2 separate regions of the Homo sapiens genome follow, and region 1 is linked to region 2. The links are chromatin contacts, found by Hi-C in ENCODE. All regions are on one chromosome and are shown on one strand. The core of a region is the stretch at or near the end of the contact, and the rest is flanking DNA. Distances in the headings are between cores, read along the strand shown. Region 1 holds the start of RTN4IP1 (reticulon 4 interacting protein 1). Region 2 holds the start of PNISR-AS1 (PNISR antisense RNA 1).

Evidence for each region. A loop is a pair of places that touch in the nucleus more often than their neighbours do. Pooled maps may share reads with other maps.
Region 1: a loop to region 2 is called in a map of CD4-positive, alpha-beta memory T cell, with 15 times the contacts of the local background. The contact joins the promoter of RTN4IP1 here to the promoter of PNISR-AS1 in region 2. A Hi-C loop is called at or near these places in 1 of 168 maps with a recorded cell type or tissue (CD4-positive, alpha-beta memory T cell), 1 of 37 single-sample maps with no recorded cell type and 8 of 50 pooled maps.

What each region holds. Positions count from the first base shown.
Region 1 is chr6:106,627,690-106,631,280 of GRCh38, reverse strand. RTN4IP1 (reticulon 4 interacting protein 1) reads left to right here and starts at 1,783. Exons shown (of 9, transcript NM_032730.5): 1 at 1,783-2,533. The coding sequence starts at 2,260. QRSL1 (glutaminyl-tRNA amidotransferase subunit QRSL1) reads right to left here and starts at 1,703. Exons shown (of 11, transcript NM_018292.5): 1 at 1,576-1,703. The coding sequence starts at 1,599. RefSeq lists enhancers at 1,472-1,531, 1,562-1,701.
Region 2 is chr6:99,422,753-99,426,189 of GRCh38, reverse strand. It overlaps PNISR-AS1 (PNISR antisense RNA 1), which reads right to left and starts at 1,319. Exons shown (of 3, transcript NR_125843.1): 1 at 1,076-1,319; 2 at 803-966. It overlaps PNISR (PNN interacting serine and arginine rich protein), which reads left to right and starts at 882. Exons shown (of 12, transcript NM_032870.4): 1 at 882-975. RefSeq lists enhancers at 81-130, 23-317, 201-420, 20-540, 541-1,060 and 3 more and a silencer at 1,224-1,404.

The DNA of each region.
Region 1 (3,591 bases), core at 534-3,033, 7.2 Mb before region 2:
AACAAGTTTTGGGTGTTGTCTGTTTATTTATTTTTATTTTATTTATTTATTTTTTGAGACGGAGTCTTGCTCTGCCGCCCAGGCTGGAGTGCAGTGGCGTGATCTTGGCTCACTGCAAGCTCCGCCTCCCGGGTTCACGCCATTCTCCTGCCTCAGCCTCCCGAGTAGCTGGGACTACAGGCGCCCGCCACTACGCCCGGCTAATTTTTTGTATATTTAGTAGAAATGGGGTTTCACCGTGTTAGCCAGGATGGTCTCGATCTCCTGACCTCGTGATCCACCCGCCTCGGCCTCCCAAAGTGCTGGGATTACAGGCGTGAGCCACCGCGCCGGGCATATTTATTTTTTAAAGAACAAATTTGATTCGACGCAATTTAAAATGATAACATAATAATGTATTTTGGGGGAAGAACTATTATTTAAAGCCTGTGGATTTCAATTTCTCATTATATATTACAGCTATCTATAATTATAATTCCACGCTGCCAGCTGGGAAACAAACAAAACGACAACTTCTAGGGTGGAATAAAAAGGAAGATGGAAGGCAGTTTAGGTCATCAGCGCCTACTTCTTACCAGAAATCACCTGGAGCCTCCATTAAACCATACTCCCGAACTTACCACACAGCTCTAATTAAGTCTAGAGTGGGGCATAGTTTTAGTTTCAACAGGTGCTTTATGTGACTCTGATAGCAATGGGCCTGCAGACAGTTCTAAGGTTGAGTGACGTGAACCAGGAAGCAAAAAGACCCGAATTAAAGCTATAACAGCAGAAATAACGTAAGAGGGCAGATTCCAGCCATATCTGCAAGATAGAATGAAGAGGGCTTAGTGATTTATTGGATATGAAAGATGAGGAAGAATCTAAAGGCAAATGAGATAATAGTTGTGCCATTAAAAAGAGTCTATTAAGAATTCAGAAATACCAGAGCTTTTTTAAGACGGGGGTTGAGAGGTAAGTCCTGTTACAATGATTACTTCAACACCGATTAAAGTGAATTTGAGGGTGCTTATGTGACATTTAGAAGAACTGCCCAGAAAGCATTCACAAATACAGTCTAGAATTCAAACACGACGTCCAGGACATGGAGACACGGGTTAGGAAATCACTGGTATCTTAGTGGTAGGTAAATCCTAGAGAACGAATTCTTTGAAAAAAGCCAAAAATTACTCATTTGAATTTTGCAAACTACAGTTTCGCCGGGCTTCTTAGCGACAACTGCAGCTAAGTGTCGGGGACAGAAGAGAGACTGAAGTGGCCCCGCAAGCCCCCTTTGGCAAAGCCCACTCCGAGACCATCCGGATCCCGACCTACACCAGAGCAAATGTCTAATGGTGAGAAGCCGCTTCACCACCCTACAGATCCGCGGTGCAGAGATTTCCCTGCTAAGGTCCTAACTCCTGAATGGGTACGGCGAGTACACCCGAAGAATCGAAAGGTACTTATCCCCCACTCAGTTCTAGAGGAAGCAGCGAGGTGGGCCAAGATGCGTGGTAAGGCCCAGGGACTCTTTGTCAACGAAGTCCGTTAAACTTTCCGCCCTCCCGGGGGCCTCAGCGGGCCAATTCCACTCACTTCTCGGAGGCTCCGGCCCAGCATGGTCCTCGTGCCCAGCCTGCCACCACAGGAGCCAGGCAAGGGGGAAAAAGAGGTCACCGGTCGCTAGTGATGTTACATGGGCGCAGCCATCTTTAATTGTCACTGAGCCCTTCAACACCGAGTACTTGGATTGGTTGAATTGCAGCCCGAGGAAATGATCTTTGTAGGCGATTGGTTGGCGCCGCAAAGCCATCCCGGCGGCTAAGGAGAGCGGGCAGGCAAGGAGATTCCGGGCCAGGGTCGCGGCGGCAGTCGGCAAGCGTTCGATTCTCTGGCGTTGGATCGCGAGCGGTGTCTGCTTGTCCCGCCGAGGGCTCCCAGGACAGGGCAGGGATCTAGGGGGTTTGCGCACCTGCTTTTTAATGCCCCGCCCCCCCTTTTTTTTTTAAAGTGGAGGGGGTGAAAGTGAGGGAGGAGAATGGACAGAATACTGACTGGAACGTTAATTCGAGCATTTCATATGCGAAGAGCGGAATAACAGTTCCGTATTCTTCTTTCAGTTTCTCCATTAGATTAGCTTCATTTTCGAATGCTCCGTTTTGCATGCTTAATTTTGAAACTAGCCCGTGGTTTGGCAGAATTTGACTGAATTCAGGGGTGAGAGTTTGATCCAGTCCAAGTGTATTTGAATTTGAGCACGCAGTTCAACCAGTGTTTACAATGGAATTTCTGAAGACTTGTGTACTTAGAAGAAATGCATGCACTGCGGTTTGCTTCTGGAGAAGCAAAGTTGTCCAAAAGCCTTCAGTTAGAAGGATTAGTACTACCTCTCCTAGGAGCACTGTCATGCCTGCTTGGGTGATAGATAAATATGGGAAGAATGAAGTGCTTCGATTCACTCAGAACATGATGATGCCTATCATACACTATCCAAATGAAGTCATTGTCAAAGTTCACGCTGCCAGTGTAAATCCTATAGACGTTAATATGAGAAGTAAGTTTTCAAAAGACATTGTTACCTTTTTTAAAAAAATCACTTTCATAAGGTATGCCGTTTTAAAAAATTGACTACGCTTCTTTGGTTTACATAAATGAATCATTTAGGTTTTTAACAATACCTCTGCAAATATTTCCAAAATTTTTGAAATTGCAATGGCCAGGGAATCCTTCTGGCCATTTGTATTGACAAAATATAAGCTTGATTGTTTTCATGCGTCCTTAAATATGTAAGTTCAGACTTGAGAACTGTGTCTGTAGCTAACTTTTTTTTTTTTGAGACTGAGTCTCACTCTGTCACCCAGGCTAGAGTGCGGTGGCCTGATCTCAGCTCACTGCAACCTCCGCATCCTGGGTTCAAGCAATTTCTCCTGCCTCAGCCTCCCGAGTAGCTGGGATTACAGGCGCATGCCACCACACCGGGCTAATTTTTTGTATTTTTAGTAGAGATGGGGTTTCACTATGTTGGTCAGGCTGGTCTCGAACTCCTGACCTCAGGCGATCCTCTGCCTCCGCCCCCTAAGTGCTGGGATTACAGACGAGCCATTGCGCCCTGCCTATGTTTGTAGCTAAATTTCTGTCCAGGGAACTTTGTGGTATTCTGAGATCCGTCACAGGCTTCGGAAGTATAGTTGTTTCCTAGTCAGTTTAGAATTTATGGGGTTTTTTGTTTGTTTTTGAGACAGAGTCTCACTCTATCGGCAGGCTGGAGTGCAAGGGCGCTTTCCTGGCTCACTGCAACCTCCGCCTTCCGGGTTCAAGCGATTCTCCTGCTTCAGCCTCCCAAGTAGCTGGGACTACAGACATGCGCCGCCACACCCAGCTAATTTTTGTATTTTTATAGAAACGGGAGTTTCACTGTGTTGGTGGGAGGCTGAGGCAGGAGAATCGCTTGAATCCGGAAGGCGGAGGTTGCAGTGAGCCAAGAACGCGCCCTTGCACTCCAGCCTGCCGATAGAGTGAGACTCCATCTCAAAAAAAAAAAAAAAAAAAAAAAAAAAAGCATTGAAATGACTTTACTGTGATTGTCTCATGAAGTCTACGTTTGTATTCTTT
Region 2 (3,437 bases), core at 70-2,569:
CATATAAAAACACTGTGAAATCAACATACTGTCTTTGAGGAATGGCATTGCATGCGTCCTTTTGAGAAGCCATCTTGTAGTTGAAGGAAAGCAGCAGGACGGAAACCAGACTTCCCCCCCACGGTTCCCTAAAAGTCACGGATAAAGAATGAAAAACCGGGACTAGTTAAGCCAAGGAGAGAAGAGCAAGTGTTCCCGGAAGGGGGCGCGATGTGTTGAGGTTAACAAAGAGAAAGACAGCTGCGGGGTCAGCTAAGGTCTCCGCTTTCGCTACCGACCCAGACTGCTCACCTTCACAAACTCACGTTTTCCTCAAGCGGCACCCTCGGCAGCGCTCAAGTGAGAGTATTCCATCCTTGGAATACTCCGAGAAGGTTCGAGCCAGAAGTTGGATTGCCTGAAATGCCGCTTCCAGCGCACTAAGTAACTTGAACTGCGCTAAGCAACTGGCCAGAATTGGTTTGGTTTGGTTTGACCCTGGGGTTCCTCCGTAGTCTGTAAGTGGAGTTGCGAACTCAACCCCTTCTCCAAGGCGGGAGTGTTTCTAGGAGGGAACATACTTCCCCTTAAAGGAAGATCACGTTGCTAAAGTAAAAAATTTGAAGGCGCCCTATGTGTAGAACACTTACGTTCTTGGCTTTCTGGCCACTATAAAGATGGGTCGGGAATGGCGCCAGCTACGTTAAAAAGTAACGTGCAGGAATGGTTCAGTTGCCCGGTGTTGACCAGAGTAGAGATGGTTTTGCCCACAAAAAAAATGGCGCCGAAACATGTCAATCCGCACAATCACGTGTTCACAAACCTGGATGAGAGATGGTATGGCTTCAGATGACAAACGGATGTTATTATTCTTTACTTCCGGGTGAGACAAATCGGGCGCCATCTTGTCTTGTTCCCGAAGAAGTAGAAGCATCGAAAGCGTTGGAGAGGTGTTACCGGAACGGCGGCGACAAGGGTGTTCCCGAACTAGAGTGGGTAAGTGATGGAGAACAATTATACGTGGGCACTTGCCGGACCATTACAACGTTCTTGGTTTCTGTGGCGAAGGTAGCATAACTTAAAATAGGCTGCGTACGCTGCTTGGCGCGACCGCTGGAACCTCATTCCTTTAAAGCGCTGCGGTCCGCCAGACTTGGTAAATCAGAGCGCTGCTTTCGCTGAAAAGGAAATGTCCTTGTTAAAGAGAGTGCTCACGGTCCCATCTTCTCACAGAGTTTCCTCTCGGACGAGAAGGGACTAATTGTTGGGTTCCTGACCGGCCGTTAAACACTGCGCGTGCGCAGTGGGAACCCCCTTGTGGGAAGGGGGTTCATGGGGGCGGAGGAGGCGGGGGCTCGCGACCTGGAGCTTATACCCTTTGAGGCTCTGACTACGCAGGCGCAGTTCCTTAGTTTGTGTTTTTCGTGTGTTCTTACCCAATGATGGATATTATGTGTTAAGCTTCGCTAAAGGTAGTATCCAATATTTCAGTTTTTTACCCTGTGGTGGATAGTATCGTCATCTGAACAAATTGAGCATTAGACAAATTTGTTTGTGGGTTGTTAAATTAACATTCTAGCTTAAGATTTTAATTCAACATTAATCTTTTACATCTTTTTACTTCCCCCTGCCCCCAAGTAAAACAAAATAAACTTAGAATTCCTCATTTGAGTGCAGCAGGGCGAAAACAACAGCAACCAGACTACTAAAGATTTTACTTGTGGAATTTTTTTGTAAAGTGGCAAAGGGCTTATAGAGAAAACAGTTCTTTAAAGATGTTCTTGAGAGTTTTTTTTTTTAACTTACTAATAGACTTTATGTTTTAGAACAGTTTTTGTTTACGTTGAGCACATACGACGTCCCCACTACACACACAGTTTATCTTCTTATTAATAGATGTTAGTATGGTACATTTGTTGCAACTAATGAACCAATAATGATAAATTATTAACTAAGGTCCATAGTTTATTCCTACTTCCTCACATTTTACCTAAAGTCCTTTTTCTGTTCCAGGATGCCAGCTAGGATATCACATTACATTTAGTTGTTGTATATTCTTAGGCTGTATATTCTTGGCTGTGACAGTTTCTCAGGCTTAACTAGTTTTTGATGACTGTTAAGGGCTGACTTGTGCCCCTCTAAAATTCGTATCTTGAAGTCCTAACCTCAGTACCCCAGAACGTGACTGTATTTGGAGAGAGGGTCTTTAAAGAAGATGAGGTCACTAGGGTGGACCTTAGCCCAATATATTAATAACTGCTGTCCTTATAAGAAGAGAGTAGGATACAGAGGGATGATCATGTGAAGACATAGGGAGAAGACAACCATCCACAAGCCAAGGAGAGAGGCCTTAGAATGAAATCAACCCCATAGAGCTTACACTATACGCCTCCAGAACAGTGAGGAAATAAATTTCTGTTGCTTAAGCCACCCAGTCTTTGGTACTTTGTTATGGCAAGCATACCAAACTAATACAGTGACCTTGACATTTTTTGAGGAGTATGGTCAGGTATATTGTAGGGTGCCCTGCTATTGGAATTTGCCAGACGATTTTCTCATGATTAAAATGGCCTTACGGACTATATCAGGGGAAGATCACAGAGGTAAGATGCCCTTTTCAACACATGCTATCAAGGATACATACTATCAAGGTGACTTATCACATTATTACTGACCTTGATCATCCTTCTGGAGTAGCGTTTGTTAGATTTATCCACTGTAAAGTTACTTCCCCCACCCCTTTTTATACTGTTCTCTTTGGAAGGAAGTCACTTTGCAGAGCCCACGCTTACTGAATGGACAGTTGTGCTCTTCCTCAGTTAGGGTGGAATATTTACATAATTTATTTGGAATTCTCTGTGGGAGATTTGTGTCTTCCCTCACATTTATTTGTTAGTTTATTTTATCATATCCTTATGGGCTTGTGGATGTTTATTACATAACTTATATTATAATCCAGTACTTCTTTATTTTGTTGCTCAAATTGTACCAGCTTTGGCCATTGGCAGCTCTTCGAGTTGTCTACTGTTCTCCTTTGACATGTTCCTATCAATTTTTTTTTTTTTAGCACTTTATTGCTTCCTGGCAGTATACATGCCCCAGACTCATCTTTTATATTTCCTGTCGCAGTCCTAGAGTCAGCTATTTCTTTAAAGATCTCTGATTCCTTTTATTGAAGAATGGTATTAAAACCAAGTTCTCGTGCCTAGGTGTGCTTGTTGCTACTAGGGTGTCATTTTGGGCGCTCTCGCTACATTTATTTTTAAATTATTATTGGGGGGGTATTTATAACCGACTCTCCAATTCTCCAGTTTTTTTTTTTTTTTTTTTTTTTGAGACAGAGTGTCACTCTGTTTCCCAGACCGGAGTGCAGTGGTGGCACAATCTTGGCTCATTGCAACCCCTGCCTCCCGGGTTCAAGTGATTCTCCTGCCTCAGCCTGCTAAGTAGCTGGGACT